4 separate regions of the Homo sapiens genome follow, and regions 2, 3 and 4 are each linked to region 1. The links are chromatin contacts, found by Hi-C or POLR2A ChIA-PET in ENCODE. All regions are on one chromosome and are shown on one strand. Each heading gives the region's core, a stretch centred on a gene start or an enhancer-like site at or near the end of the contact. The rest is flanking DNA. Distances are from core to core; before and after follow the strand shown. Region 1 overlaps VAV2 (vav guanine nucleotide exchange factor 2). Region 2 holds the start of ADAMTSL2 (ADAMTS like 2). Region 3 overlaps ADAMTSL2 (ADAMTS like 2). Region 4 overlaps VAV2 (vav guanine nucleotide exchange factor 2).

Evidence for each region. Hi-C counts contacts between places; a loop is a spot of excess contacts on that map. ChIA-PET counts read pairs that join two places held with the same protein, here RNA polymerase II (POLR2A). Pooled maps may share reads with other maps.
Region 2: a loop to region 1 is called in a map of endothelial cell of umbilical vein, with 5 times the contacts of the local background. The contact joins the promoter of ADAMTSL2 here to the enhancer-like site in region 1. A Hi-C loop is called at or near these places in 1 of 168 maps with a recorded cell type or tissue (endothelial cell of umbilical vein), 9 of 37 single-sample maps with no recorded cell type and 9 of 50 pooled maps. POLR2A ChIA-PET finds 5 or more read pairs at or near these places in 1 of 52 experiments (common myeloid progenitor, CD34-positive).
Region 3: a loop to region 1 is called in a pooled map, with 3 times the contacts of the local background. The contact joins two enhancer-like sites. A Hi-C loop is called at or near these places in 2 of 50 pooled maps. POLR2A ChIA-PET finds 5 or more read pairs at or near these places in 3 of 52 experiments (Caco-2, H1 and activated naive CD8-positive, alpha-beta T cell).
Region 4: a pooled map shows a loop between it and region 1 (2.1-fold over the local background). The contact joins two enhancer-like sites. A Hi-C loop is called at or near these places in 2 of 168 maps with a recorded cell type or tissue (HL-60/S4 and breast epithelium), 2 of 37 single-sample maps with no recorded cell type and 2 of 50 pooled maps. POLR2A ChIA-PET finds 5 or more read pairs at or near these places in 3 of 52 experiments (HepG2, WTC11 and activated B cell).

Annotation. Positions count from the first base shown.
Region 1 is chr9:133,785,307-133,788,857 of GRCh38, forward strand. VAV2 (vav guanine nucleotide exchange factor 2) reads right to left here. Exons shown (of 30, transcript NM_001134398.2): 15 at 3,048-3,180; 16 at 1,940-1,954; 17 at 470-579. Among named protein-coding and RNA genes, the nearest start is that of SARDH, 49 kb to the left of the region's middle. RefSeq lists enhancers at 963-1,372, 1,644-2,196 and a silencer at 2,483-2,642. Within about 2 kb of position 1,690, at least 5 of the 41 ENCODE cell types and tissues checked have a DNase peak (open chromatin) inside an H3K27ac peak, as active enhancers do.
Region 2 is chr9:133,533,030-133,536,580 of GRCh38, forward strand. ADAMTSL2 (ADAMTS like 2) reads left to right here and starts at 1,675. Exons shown (of 19, transcript NM_014694.4): 1 at 1,675-1,888; 2 at 3,534-3,551. RefSeq lists a silencer at 192-281 and enhancers at 540-1,081, 1,082-1,621, 1,622-2,163, 2,704-3,245.
Region 3 is chr9:133,556,341-133,559,891 of GRCh38, forward strand. All of the region lies in intron 11 of ADAMTSL2 (ADAMTS like 2), which reads left to right. Among named protein-coding and RNA genes, the nearest start is that of ADAMTSL2, 23 kb to the left of the region's middle. RefSeq lists enhancers at 1-2, 505-1,006. Within about 2 kb of position 1,956, at least 13 of the 41 ENCODE cell types and tissues checked have a DNase peak (open chromatin) inside an H3K27ac peak, as active enhancers do.
Region 4 is chr9:133,978,187-133,981,737 of GRCh38, forward strand. The region is part of intron 1 of VAV2 (vav guanine nucleotide exchange factor 2); the gene reads right to left. Among named protein-coding and RNA genes, the nearest start is that of VAV2, 12 kb to the right of the region's middle. RefSeq lists enhancers at 493-1,010, 1,524-1,573, 1,527-2,042. Within about 2 kb of position 1,590, at least 13 of the 41 ENCODE cell types and tissues checked have a DNase peak (open chromatin) inside an H3K27ac peak, as active enhancers do.

The sequences.
Region 1 (3,551 bases), core at 440-2,939:
TCTCTGTTTCACATATCTAGGATATGAGTCCTCTTGGATCTCATGGAAAAATAGTTCTGTGGCTTCAAAAACAGGTGACAAGCCGCCAGCCCGTAAGACCCTGAAGACTGGGGTCACCAGGAATCCTCTGGCATCATGGCCACTCCCAGCCGGTCACTGCTCTGTGGGCCGGGCGTGCCAGGCTCAGCCTCAAGGGTGGGATGGCTCATTCCAGCAGGACAGCGGAGCCTGCCTGGGACAGGCTGTGGCAGAGGGAGAGCCCTCTCACTCTGGACTGATTGTTAAAGAGGATGTCACTGCTTGAGGCTGGCGTCCCAGGGGTGATGGAGGTTGTCTGTGTCCCTGACGTTCCAACTTTGCCTCCCACCGCCCCTGGTCTGAGAGGAACCACAGACACAATCCACCTGGGCTTCCACCCCCCATACAACTCATCTGCCAGGGACCTGGGGGCTGCCGCCCTGGAACTCACATGGCCATCTCAAACTGCTCCATCCACTTCCTCTTCATATCTTCTGTTTTGCAGAAAAACTGGAAGCCCTGCTTTCCTTGAAGGTGAATTAGGTAGAAGCCGTAGGACCACTGCAGGGGGGAGAGGGGCCATGCTTGCAATAGACACGGCTTCAGACATCCTGGCACATGTCCACGTGTACTCTCGCCTGTGCAGCATGTGCACGTGTGTATATGCATATGTGCACAGGTGCCTGTGCCTGTGTGAACACATGTTCTCACGTGTGTACCTGCTCTCTTGCCCATGCTGTACGTGCACACGTGCCTCTGTATGCATGCATGTATAGCTGTGTGCCCATACCCTCACGTGAGAATACATATGCGCTTGTGCCTTCACCTCTGCATGCATACTAGTGTGCTCCTGCGTGCATGGGTGTGCATCTGTGCCTGCACGCGTGTCTATGCGTGTGCACCTGTGCATGAGTGTGCCCAGTGCTCCTGTGAGCATGTGCACACACACACTTGTATCTGTCCCTGCAGGTACACACATGTACTAACACGTATGATGCACATGCACCCATGCTGTGTGAGCTCTCCTGTGGGTGCTCTCCTGTGTGTGCTCTCCTGTGGGTGCTCTCCTGTGGGTGCACACACACATGCCTGGGCAGGTCTGCACTCCTGCCTGCGCCCATGTGCGAGGATGCTCCACCGAGTGCATATGTAGATGCATGTTAAGCGGGGGCAGGATCCCAGGAAGGATGAGCGCAGGGCCCCACCCAGGGCCCCTCCACGAGGCCTGACCACCCACTTTCACTTCCTAAATGTGATGCTAAAAAAACCTCACTTCTCTGAAGTAGAACAGTAACAACAAAAAGGCAGGGAACAGCCATGGGCCTGGGGCACCCCCCGTGAAGCCATCCCCGACTGAGCAACCCACAACTGCCCCCTTCCCTGCCTCCCCTTCGGCCACCCCACAGGCCTCGCCATCTCTCCGAGCTCTCGGACAAAGGGCTTTCAAAGTGGTCCAGAAAAAAGAGTTTGGCAAATAGGAGCCTACTGGGTTAGAAAAGATGGCGGGAAAGAGGAACGAAGGGAGGGATGGAGAGGGGAAGCGTGGAGCGGGGATGGGAGGAGGAAAGAAACAAGGAAAGAGAGAGGAAAAGGGGAGAAAGAGGGAGGGAGGAGGGAGAGAACACAGAAAAACAAAAAGGATGATGGAGAGCTGAAGAGAGACCAAGAAACCCCAGCCTCTGACCCCGAGCTCCAGGGACTGAGGATCACGGAGTTTTCCTTTCACACTGTCTTAGCGGGCAAGCCTTTCATCATGAATACAAATCATTTCATCATCGGGAAAGGGAGTGGAGGACGAAGGACCAAGAAAACCCTGAGCCCAGCCCCTCAGGCCCCTGGGTCCCCTGGCTCCGGGCAGAAGTGCCAGCACCAGGCTGGGATGATTGAGGCAGGTGGGAGGACCTGGGCGCTAGGTGCTTACCATTTTCCCGTGAGACTAGGAAGCATGGAGAGGAGAGGAAGGGGAAGACGGTCAGTGAGAGGCTAAGCCCGGCCCTGTGGTGGGTGCCGCAGTGTGGAGGCGCCAGGAGCCCTGGCAGGTGGAACACCCCCCAGTGCCCAGGCTGGGGGTGGGGTGATCAGTGGGGAAAGGAATTTCTTCCCAGAGTGTTGGGTGCTGGTGGCAGGACTGCCTCATGGGCCCCAGTTACTTGTTTTGGGCATGAGGGCAGGGAGGGTCACCCTCAACAGCTCATCCAGTCTGCACTTGCTGGGTCTGGACGAGGGCTACACTGCCAGCCCTGGAGGCCAGGGACTGGACTTTCAGAACAAGGGCTCCTGACCCCCGCCCCCCACCCCACCAGGGCTGCACACGGTAGCTGCTCAAGTGCCATGGGCAGAAGCCTCAGCTGAAGCAGGACTGAACCAGACAGCCAGCCAGCAATAGCCCTATAGCCATGGTCCTGCCCCACAGCAGCTTCGGCCCCGTCCCTGTAGCCCTGGCCCCACCCGCTGGCAGCCACAGGCCCACCTCTGCAGTCCTGGCCCCGCCCCAGCAGCCACAGGCCCCACCCCTGCAGCCCTGGCCCCACCCCAGCAGCCACAGGCCCCAGCCAGCTACATGTAGAGTCTCGGACAAGCCACAGCCAGACCTACCCACAGCCCTCCTCCAAGCACCGCAGGGTGGGACGGGAGAGGAAAGCCTGCTTGCTACAAGGGACAACATGGGCTAGAGTCAGGCTGGCCAGATGGAAAGCCAAGGTTGAAAGTCCCACCCTCACTAGAGGCCTTGGGGTGGCCTCTCCCCTCTGCCTCAGTCGCCTCACTGGGGAGTGGGATTCTGGTCTTGCCCACCTTTCTGGGGGGCGCTGGGCCCGGCGAGGAGCAGGCCTGCTATGAGCAGTGGTCACGACGGCGAGGCAGTGACTCAGAGAGGAGCCTTCCTGCAGAGCGGAGACGCCCACCCCAACCCACCCGGCCAGCATCAGCGGCTGACTTCGAGTCCCCTTCCCCTGGGGTCTGGAACCCAGTGCCTCTCTCCAGGCCACCCCCACGTTCCTGGGTAGCAGGGGGGACCCGGAAGGCCCCACCTTCTTGACGTCCTTGTTGTTCATGGGGTCGTCGGTCATCTTGTGGAACAGCAGCTCGATGATCTCCTTGAGCTCGTAGCTGTAGCCCTTCCGCTTGCAGACGATGACCACCTTGTCAAACAGGAACAAGTACCTGGGCCAGGCAGCGCAGCGGGGGATCAGCACCCCAGCACTGTGTGCTCTGCTCCGAGGAGGCGGCAGGAGCTGAGCCTGAGGCTCTGGCACGCGGCTCCCTCTCCGGGCGAGCCCTGCCCTCACCTGGCTCACCAGGCTAATGCTGAGCCTCGGTCAGGTCTCGGCTGTTCCCACACTGCTTCTCCAGGAAGCCTTCCTTGGCTCCCTACCCCCGTGACTGAGGCTGTGCCAGGAGCCCTTCAAGGGGCTCCTGCATCCCCCACGCTGGCCTCCCATGCAGCACTGACCCCCGACGGCTACTCCCAGTTGATCCCGCGCTGGACTGGGAGCCTCAAGAGGGTGGGACCCAGATCTGCTGTGACCCCTGCC
Region 2 (3,551 bases), core at 425-2,924, 250 kb before region 1:
CGCCAGGAGAGCTCGGGGACTGTGCCAAGGGGTGCGAGGCCTGGCGGTCACCAGAAGAGAGAGGAAGGGGATGGCAGAGGCACCCAGAGCGAGTGTAATCCGGTCATGTGAGAGGGACTGGGTGTGTGTGTGCCTGTGTGTGTGTGTGTGTGTGTGTGTGTGTGTGTGCTGGGTGACAGGTGCCACCATGTCTGTGATTCAGCACAGCGACCCCAGGGGGCAGTGTGGGCCTGGGTTAGGGTTAGGGTTAGTCCTGGTTCCACACCGCAGGTGGCCCTGTGACTAGGAGCAGCCACCTTGCATCCCAGTTGCCCCAGCAGGAGAATGAGATGAATAAGACTTGCCTGCCCGAGGGTCCCGGGGAGAGAAACTTAAACAACCCGGCAGAGGAGAGAACCCGACACTCAGGAGCGCTGGCATCCCAGCCTTGCCTACTGGAGAGGTGACTTGGTCCCCGAACCTCAGTTCTTCCACCTGTGAAATGCAGATCATAAAGGTGGATCTGGCCTCACAGCTCTGGGCCCGTAGGACAAGCTGGACAGAGGGCAGACGGTATTATCGCTTTCACTACTATTACTGGTGGCTTTCCTTCCCAGCCTTTCTGGTGGGTGGTCAGACACAGGGCAGAACTTTCTCATGAAGGCAGCTGAAGGAACTCACAAGTTTCTTCCAGCAGGGAGGACAGAGGGAAGGAGAAGTGTCTTCCCGGCACTGCTGTGGGCCCAGGACATCTGCTGCATGGAGGCAGGGGCATGGATGAAAAGACACAGATGACCTGATGGAATGGTGCCCCAGCTTCCTCCTCCTCCCCTTTTTGGAGGTGCCTCTGTTTGCCGAGGATGGGCTCTGGGGAAGCTGGTGTGCAGAGGCTAGGTGCCCAGCCTTGCTTTAGGAAAGCCTCACAAAGTCTGGGGCCCGCCGGGAGTTTCCCAGGGGGGCTCTGCTGCTCCACCCACTCTCGCTCCCCTCTGTGCCCTGACTCAGCAGGAACAGAGGCTTGAGCTCCAGGCCTGGCCTGCCAGGGGCTGCCAAGTTGGTGCTGGACATCTGCAGAATCCCTGAGCCTCTCTGCCCTGGCCCTGGCTGCTCTAGCCATCTGGTCAGCAGGCCACGGGCACATCTGTCTCCTCCCTGGAGCCCTTGGTTCATTCTCGCTGGGTCTCCCTGCGTCCCTCCACCTGCTTAGGCCCCTGCATCTCGGGAGCTTTCTGAGGCTCGTGACCTGGGGCACGGTCGTCCCGGAAGTTCAGCCTTTCCCTCCGTACAACGGAGCCATCAGACGGGACACCTCATACATCCCAGACCCCATTCTCAGGAGCCCCAGGGACAGGGCCCGCTCTGGAGGCAGAAGCCGGACAGGCGGGGCTGGGGCTTTGCCACCGCCAGCCTCCCCGGTAACCTCAGGCCAGCGGCTGCTCCGTCTGGACACCCGACATGTGGCCCCCAGTTCTGGACCCGGGAAGAAGGCCTCCCTGCTCGCCGCTCCTGGGCCGCCGCCGCCGGCAGCAGCCAACAGGCAGCTGGGCCGGCCTGGCCGGGCTCCAGAGGCGCAGAGCGGGTTAAAGTGTGCGCCAGGCCGGCCGGCGCGGGCGGGGGAGCGGCCTGGTGGGAAGTGTGAGTGTTCCTCCCCGTCTGCCTGACAGCTATAAAGGCGGCCGCCGGCGCAGAGCCGCCACTGGGCTGCGCCCCTCCCGGGAACCCCCTCTCTTGGATGCTCTTTGAAGTGGGAGAGGGAGGCGGCGCGGGGGAGGAGGGGAAGGGGAGAGGGAGGCCGGGCCGCAGCCTCTGCACTCACGCCGCCCCCGCACGCACAGCGCACCTGGCGCCGTCTGCCCTCCGCAGCGCTCGCCCCTTTCTCTGGGAGGACAACCTGCTGACCCGAAGCCAGGTAGGCCACCTCGTCCCCGTCCCCCTCACGTTGCAGCGTCCACCAGGCCAGCCCACTGCTCAGAGTGGGGCTGGGGGTAGGAGCACCCCGCGCCCTCTGGAGCCGTTACATAACGTGGGGAGGCTTGTGGGGAGGGGTCGGGCCGCAGAGCACGGGGCAGGGTGGCCTCCCAGCACCTAGCCTTGTGCGCCCGGAGCTCTGTGTGCACGGCAGACCTCTCTGCTGCCGCCAGCCGCTGCTTTTGGACCCCAGGGAGGGATGGATCCCCGTGAGCGAGGCCTGGCCAGAAGCCAGTGGTGTCTGGAAGCCTTAATGAAAAAAGCAAGTGTGAGGCCGGCTGGCACCTGTCTTCAGCCGGCAGGCAGAGGCTGGGGCACCCGTTAGCCAATGGCACAGTGGAGGGGGCTCCTGTGGGTGTGAGGCTGAGAGTGCAGATGGAGGTCTGCAGGGGAGGGAGGTGGGGGGCAGGCGGCGGGGGCAGGGGAGGTCAGACTCAGGCTCCCCACTCCAGGGTGCACTGCTGCGTCGTCCGGGCTGCAGTGGTGTCCTTGGAGTGGCCCCTGAAAATCTGCAGGTGCCGGGCCTGCAAGGAAACTCTTCAAGTTGGATGGAGGCTGCTGAGGAGGGAGGGGCAGAGCCCGAGTTGGCCTCTGGCCTGGCAGGGGTGAGGGGTGACCTCCATGCCTTCTTCCCCTGGAATTGGCCAGGCGTGGGGGTCGAGTCCCTGAGTTTGCTAGTGTGCTACCTTGCTGTGTGGCTTTGAGCAGGTTGGCTCCCCTCTCTGGGCTCCAGGTTATGAGTGCAGGCTGCGTGGTTTCTGAAATCCCTTCTCTAACTCGCTGGCAAGTGACCCTCAGCACCTGAGCAAGGCCTGGACAGAGGTCATGGTGGATCTCTGGTCTTCCCTTCCACAGGGCAGGGTCGACGCTGAGGAGGGGGTGGGGAGAGCTGAGGGCCTGGAGGCTGGACAGTCCCTTCCAATGGGCTTGCTTTGACCCCTGGCAGGTGTTTTGAGCCAAGGGTGCTGGCTGTTGGGAGGAAGTCAGCCTTGTGGCCCTGGACTGCTGACATGCTGGCACAAACTGCACCTCCTCCTGCCCTGCCCCTCCCCCAATTCCATCTTCTCTCCGGGGATCGGGAGGCGGCATAGGTACCTGGGTTCTGCCTCACCTGAGTGCCGGCTGTTGCTGGATGCTGACTGTGGAGCTGCTGGTCTAGGGCGAGGCTGCACATTCCCCCGGGACCTGGCCAAGCCCATCCCCATGCACTGACCCTAGCAGCCAGTGGCAGAGGCCATTCTCCTGCGAGGCCAGCAAGAGCTGAGCCAGTTAAAATCCCAAGGTGCTCCTGCCAAGGCGCTGGACTGAGCCCAGGCCCATCCCTTCGAACCAGAGCCTTTCCCCCCGCCTGGGTCCCCAGCCCCCTCAGCCGAGGCTGGCTGTCTCCACAGCCCTTCTCTAGGGGGCTTGAGGACTTGGAGGCAAAGCATGGCATGCTTCCCTGCATGCCCTTGGATCAAGGGTGGCACAGGCTTAGCACGCACACCGCCGCTGGGTGTCTTGCCTGAAGCAGGCATTACTAATCATTCACCAAGCTCCTTCTTGCTAAGCCTAGACTGAGGCGGGGGGTTCATCCTTCCCAACAGGGTCTGCCAGACAACCAC
Region 3 (3,551 bases), core at 706-3,205, 230 kb before region 1:
CTCAGAGAGAGCTAGCGGTGTATTCGAGGTCACAGAGCCTGAGAACCTGGGACCCCTTAGTTTTAAGCCTGGACAGTCATGGCACACACGCCTGTAGGAGGAGGCGGAGCTCCAGGCAGCTCCCCAAGTGCAGAGTGGCTCAGTCCCAAGCCTCAGCAAGGGCTGGAGAGGATCTAGTGGATTCCTCCATGAGGGGCAAGAGCCTGAAATCAGGGATGAAGAACAAGGCTGGCATTGCAGCTGGCAAGGGCCATGAGAGAGTCCACCTGGGGCCAGGCCTCCAGAGCCAAGGCCACAGCTGGGTCTACATGGGCAGCCATGTCTGGGGGCAGCCATGTCTGGGGACACCTGGGCAGTCACAGCCAGGGTTGTCTGGACAGTCACAGCTGGGGACGCCTGGGCAGTCACAGCTAGACCTGGGGAAGTCTGAGGTTGGGAGCTTCCCTGTGTCAGGGGCCAGCTGTGAGCAGGGTGACCCCAGACCTGTCGTGTCCCTACTGGAGCACAGTCCGTGGTGACAAGCCCCGCCTGCCCCCAGATAGAGGGTGGCCACCCTTGCAGGTCCCCACAGTTTCTCCCAGCAACTCACATGTGCCTGGGGGCTACTTTAAACAGGCAGTGAGTGGGGGTTGGAGGCAGGCACGGGCTCACTGGTGTTTGGTTTTGTTTTCTGAGGTCCAACCCAAGCCCTTTGACTTTAGACGCAAGCATGAACTGAACCCGGCCTGGGCTGGGAGTGCTGAGTGGGTCTTCCTTGGGGCTCAGGGACTGAATTTGATGGGAGATTCAGGGTTCACTCTCGAGGTGATGTGGTTTGGGGCCACCCTCCCACCCATCCAGCCCTGGGACCAGAGCAACAAAGCCAACCTCCCTGGTGAGCCAGGAGCCCCAGGGGATGCCTGCCGCTTTTCTCAAACTGTTTTCTGAGGCCACCGAGGTGCCTGGGGCTGCGGGGTGCAGGGAGGATGTCCTGAGCACTTCTGGCAGGCTCTGGGCGGAATCCTACTTTGCAGATGTGGACAGAGTGGGGCCTCGGAGCCTCCTCTGGCTGCCCCTCTTCCCACAGGGGTGGCACAGGGCTGTCTGCTCACCCTTTACCTTGGCATGCTCAAAGCCTTGGGTAGGTGGGGCCTGTGGCTGGTTCTCAGGACTCGGGCGGGGAGGGCCGGGCCTTGCTTTGGGTATAGTGTCTGAGTCTGAGAGGGGGTCCTGGGTAAAGGGCAGGAGGGACGGACCCAGACAGTGCCTGCCTGTGGGAACGGCACTACTCAAGGCTGCCAGTCTGTCTGTGTCTTCAGCGTGGGCCCTCTTCACCTCCCAGGGCAGTCCGGGGCATTCCCTGGTATTCCGTGTGTGAGGCCCACGGTAAGGCCTCCAGTAAGTAGAAGCTATTAGTAGAAAACTGAGCCTCCAAGTGGCAGCAGTGGGGGGTGCCTTTCAGGACCCACTGCCTGGGTCAGGGAGGCCAGCTCTCCGGCAGTCACGGCCCTCCAAATAGAATAGGTTTATCAGAGTGGCACCGAGGCCTCGCTGTGGAATTTGGCTTAAGGCATGGACACTGTGTGAGTTGAGCATCTCTGTCTTCCTCTGGGCCTCAGTTTCCCCATCTCTCACTGGGGGGCTTGTCAGGGGCTGCCCTTTGGGCCCACCAGGTCAAATATTCAGTGATCCTTAGGCCAGGGTCATGGCACAAGCTTACGGATCCTCAAGCCGCTTTGTAAAGAGTCTCTCCTGCCCCATCTTGGTTGACTCTTACCCTCCCCTCTTAGCCCCCCGCCCCAGGATATATTGAATTTCCAGGGCCTGTCAGGGGCCTCAAGGGTCGATCAACTAGGCTGTCAGCACTCAGAAAGGCCCTGACTGCTGAGATGCCGCTGCTCCCCCGGCCGGCCTGCCATCAAAGGATGCTGCCGCACAGGGACCAAAGATGGTGTGGAGAGATAAAGGGCAGAGGGAGGCGGCGGGGGAAACCACCAGGCCAAAATAGCCACGTCTCGGCCGAGTTGTCCAAACACAGGAAGTCGTGTCTGCTCAGAGAAGGCAAAATCAAAGGGGCAGCCCAGAAAGGAAAGGCTATTTTCATCTTTCCAGAAAAGCTTCAAACAATCAAGGGAGGGGCCCCTGTCACCAGACTCCGACTTTGGGAACAAGCTTCTGAGACACAGAGACGCGGAGTCCCTCTCCGCAGCCTTGGGGGGAGAGAAGAACAGAGCACTTTCTGGCTTGTTTATAAACAAACACGGTGGCTTCAGAGCTTCTCCTGCCTGGGGAGCCCGTGAGCCTGTGTCTGGCCGGGCATCTGGGCGAAGGACCCTGAGGAGTGACAGGTGGTCTGGTGGTGACTCCACAGCCGTCACCAGCCCCAGTCTAGCAGCTCTGACTTTCACAGCTGAGAGGGGCAGTGACTTCCTTCCAGATGGAGGAGAGCGACGGTTTGGTGCTTCAGCGATTTCCTTGGTGTTCCGCTTCCCTGTGCTACTTCCAAGAACGGAACCTGCTAGGCGTTGCATTGTTGTGCAAATATATGCAGGGTTATGTTCAAGAGTTGCATCTGCTATGCCCCACACGTGCTGCTGCGAAGAGTGTGTGGGCAGCCCCTCCAGAAATACCTTTGGTGCTTAAAATCCAAAGGGTTATTTTGAACCGGGCCCGCTCTCTCTTGAGTCAGGCATGAGTCATGCTGCCTGCTGGCTCAGAGCATGTAATTAGATAAAGATGGCGGAGCGTCTCCATGGGTGGGGTGGAGGGGCATGGGTTGGATCTTTTCATCTCTTTTTGTTCTTGGGGAGAATTTAAAGCTGTTGAAAGTAGGTGGGGAACTGGTCAGCACAGTTTAGTGTTTTCTGAATCGAACATTAAGGACTGGTCTTCCGGGTTCTCCGTTCCCTGAAAGGACTTACTTATCCTGATCTGGGTGCTCTGAGTGGCCCCCATTGGGGCAGTTTTCCAGGTTTCCAGGGAACTTTTGTTCTGAGATGACAGGGTCTTGGGAAACCCCCCACCCACCCCCATTTTTTTTTTTTTTTTGAGACGGAGTCACTCTGTTGCTCAGGAGTGCAGTGGTGTGATCTCGGCTCACTGCAAGCTCTGCCTCCCAGGTTCATGCCATTCTCTTGCCTCAGCCTCCTGAGTAGCTGGGACTACAGGCGCCCGCCACCACACCCGGTGAATTTTTTTTTTTTTTTGTATTTTTAGTAGAGACGGGGTTTCACCATGTCAGCCAGGATGGTCTCGATCTCCTGACCTCGTGATCCACCCGCCTCGGCCTCCCAAAGTGCTGGGATTACAGGCAAGAGTCACTGCGCCTGGCCCCCACCCCCATTTTTAAAGCTTCCTCTAAGTTCTGAAAGAGGGAGGAGAAGGCACTCTTCCCTTCCCCTTGAGCCCCAGGATGGGACAGACTCTCCTGGCTTGAAGCTCCCAGGTGAAGGAGGCTTTGAAGAAACAGTGGGACCAGCCCCCAGCCCGCAGCCCTTCCTGGGCCTTGGTCCCCATGCCTTCTCCCTTCACTCCTCTTCTCCCTCCCTGAGTTTAGGGAGCCACACCAGTGA
Region 4 (3,551 bases), core at 340-2,839, 190 kb after region 1:
CCAGAGGATGCTGGTCCCAGGGTCCACTAGGAGGATCTCACTGCCACCTCCTCCATTGCAGGCTGGGGGACCCTCTCCTACTCCAGCCACTGCAGAAAGGATCCCCCTGTGGAAGGATGACCCTGGAGGCAGCCAACACAGCATTTTTTAAAGTCCTTAACAACAGAAGACAGGCAGGCACCCCCTCCCCACCCCTATGCAGATTTCAAAGAACACAGGGCTGGGAGGCCTTGAGGAAACTTGGAGACGGGCTCCCCAATCCTGGGAAGGCCACAGCCCGCAAGCACCTGGCGGGTCACGGAAAGATACCGCGTGTTCGCGCTGCCTTTGAACCCAAAAGTACAAAACAAACCAACAGAAATACTGATGACTTCAGGGCCAAGCTGGCCTAGGGGACAAGGAGTAGGTCTGTGAGAATGATTTGTCTTCATCCTTACACAAACTCTGTAAAGACTGACAGATGAACCCCACAAAACAGAAACACTGTTTCCAGCAGCATCAGGATTGCAAAACCTGCAGCTGCCAGGCAGCAGGAGACCTAACTCAGGGGCGCAGCCGCTCAGTCTGGCCCAAAGTTCAAGCTCCCACTGCCCAGTCCTGTCCCCTCCACGGTCCTGTATTTGTCATTCTTGTTTATCTTTTGGATTCAGAAGCCAAACAGCGTCCCCAGCTCCAGGCAAAGAGTCCTTCAGAACACGAAGCTTCAGGGGACCAAAAACCGGGCACCTGAGCCTGGGGCTGGCCCCGGTGAAGAAGGGGGCTCATCAGAGCTGAGGGGGTCAGGGCAGGGGAGTTCGCTGGGTTTAGGGTCTCCTCCAGCCAGCTCCTGACCCCAGTGTGAGAGCAGGTCTGCAGGTCCCGGAGCGCCCACCCCAGCCGCGTCAAGTGGGCACATGGGGAGGGGCACTGAGGCTTCGGAAGAGCTTTCGTGCCAGGGGTGGTGGTGTCGGAGAGGCGAGCTCATGGCTCCACCCTGCAGGGGCTGGGAGACATGTCCGCCGAGCACTTCCCACTTGCCAGGCACCGGGCTGACAGCCGGGTCCTCGGCCAACCCTTGGGAGGGGCTCCTAAAATACCCCCTTTGACAGCGGAGAATGCAGGGTCCAGAGAGGCGCCACGGGTCTGCCACGAGGTGCTGAGCCAGGATCTGAACGCGGCTGTCAGAGGCTCAACGCTGTGTGTGCGGTCTCCACCCTAGGAATGTGTCGGCCGCTCAGTGCCCAACCACACACGAAGCCAGGCCCAGAGGAGATGGGTCCCCAGGCAGGGGCTGCATGAGGACGGCTCGGCTCCCAGGGCAGCAGGAAGGAGCGGACGCCGCAGCCGTCCGGAACTCGGACAGAGGATGTTGACAGGGAGGGAGGACAAGCAAATGAAGACTTCCTGCAGCAGAGACACAGAGCCCGGAGCCACGGCCGCCGGCAGGACAGGCAGCCAGGCACTAATCCGGGCCCGGCCCCGCCTCCGGCCATGTCCCAGAGCCCCACCACTGACCTCTGGCCCACGAGGACCTCCTGCTGTCAGCCTGCTGACTTTGCCAGGGCCCCGAGCTCCCCAACAGGCCCCAGCTGAACTCACTCAGCTGAAACGGCATTCGGGGAGCACAGGTGCTAGTGGTGAGGGGAAGGCGGCGCCAGCTGCGCACCCCACCGCCCTGTCACCTCATCAGGGAGCCTGCCGGCGTCACCTGAAGGCAGCCCTGCCTTCTGCCTGCCTTCTCTCTCTCATCTGAAAGTGCCATCTTCCTCTCTCCATTCATCCTTATTCTGTGCCCCCTCCAGAAAGCCAGCAACACCAAGCACAGGGTTTCTGCCTCTGCGGCTCAATGCCACGAGCCAGTGCGCGACACACAGAGTAGGGTGGAGAACAGGCTGGGCCACCAGCCACCCGGGAGCAGGAGGCCCAGGACCGGAAGCCATGTGGCCAGAGGGCAGAGCTGGTCAGCCCTGGGGCCATCTCTGGACTCAGGCACCTGGTTCTCTGTCTCCCAACCTCCCACCAACCCAAGGGGCCATTTTGCCGGTGGAGGGGGGAAGTGAATGGCGCTCCAGAGGCAAGAGACCTGCACGGGCTGGCACGAGGCCTCAACCCCCACACAGCTGCATGACCTCAGACTGGCCCGTCACCTGTCCCTCCTTCATCCATTAACCAGGGCAGAGCCGCCCCCACCTGGTGCTGCCCAGAGTCTTCCAAGGACCAGGGGAGGTGCCAGTGCTGGGCGGTCCTGAAACAAACCCACCCAGAATAGAGAAAGGGCATGTGTCAGGGCAGAGGGGCCCTGGCAACAAGATCTTTCCCCAGGGCACTGGGGTGCTGCCCCCGACCCTGACACCGCAGAGGCTGATCATCACCCAGCTGCCCGACCAGCCATGGGGCATGGCCACCTCTCTGGAACCTTCTATCACGCATCTCCCTGGGTCTCAGACTCATCATCTGCTGCAGGGAAACACCATCCCCTGCAAGGCAGAGGGAAGAACACCAAGCAGGTGGCCCAGTGCCAGCCAGGTCGAGCTCTGCAGTGAGCGGCAGCCGCTGCCTTATGTCTCTACTCATCAGAGCTGGTGGCATGCAGCTTCCTCTGCCCCAACTGCTGCTGGAACGCAGATTTCAAAAACTGCAACACCCCTTCCAGCAATGATCCAGGATGAAGCACTGTGGCAGCGCCTCCAGTCTGTGGCCACACAGAGCCCTCTCTGTAGAACAACCACCTGTCTCCAACCCTTAGCTACCAAAAGCCATCTACTTTTCAGGGCATCTCAAGTACCACCTCCTCCGGGAAGCTCTCCGCCATCACCCTGCCCCCAGGGATCTAAATACCTCATTTGCTGAGGACTAGCACAGCTTGCTGTTGACCCTGCCAACAGCAAAGCCTGCACGTGCCCCATCTTCGCCCAGTCAAACCCAGGAGGCCCTGGGGAGAAGCAGGAGACGGGGTGAGGCCCCTTCTTCAGCGTCCCGTGTTGCCAGCAGGTTTTCCTCACTCATGGTCCTCATGTGAGTATTAACAGCTCCCTTCCCCATCTCAGACTTAGGTGTTGTAGGACCATCTGGCTCACCTGATTCTGCTTGCCCCAGAATGCCTCCTTCTGCAGACAGGCACTAGTGACCACGACCACACCCCCCACTATACCCGTGCAGTGTCCAGGTGCGCCCAGCAGCGCGCCCAGGGCTTCACCTTCCACTTGGCGGCGAGAGGGGAGGGGAAGAGAGGTGGGTAGTGAGGCGGCAGTCTCAGGAAGAGAGCCACTCCCTCAGGCCGCCCGCTGCACTCTGCTCTGATGCTGAGGGAGGGCAGGCGGCGGGTGAGGGCCGGTGCCCTTCACTGGGAGTGAGCCGCCGGGCTCGGGGTGAGGGTGCCGAGTCCTGAGGCTCAGTGGGCCCTGCTGTGGGGTAGAAACTGCGCTGGGCGCCAGACACACACTTTTTGCACCAAATCTTTCCAAGAGTCTGCAAGGTGGCCACCGTCATCCCATTTCAGACAAGGAGGTTGAGCTCGAGGGACACGGCCACCAAGAAGATGCTATGTGTGGCCAAGCGAGTGTGGTCCCCAC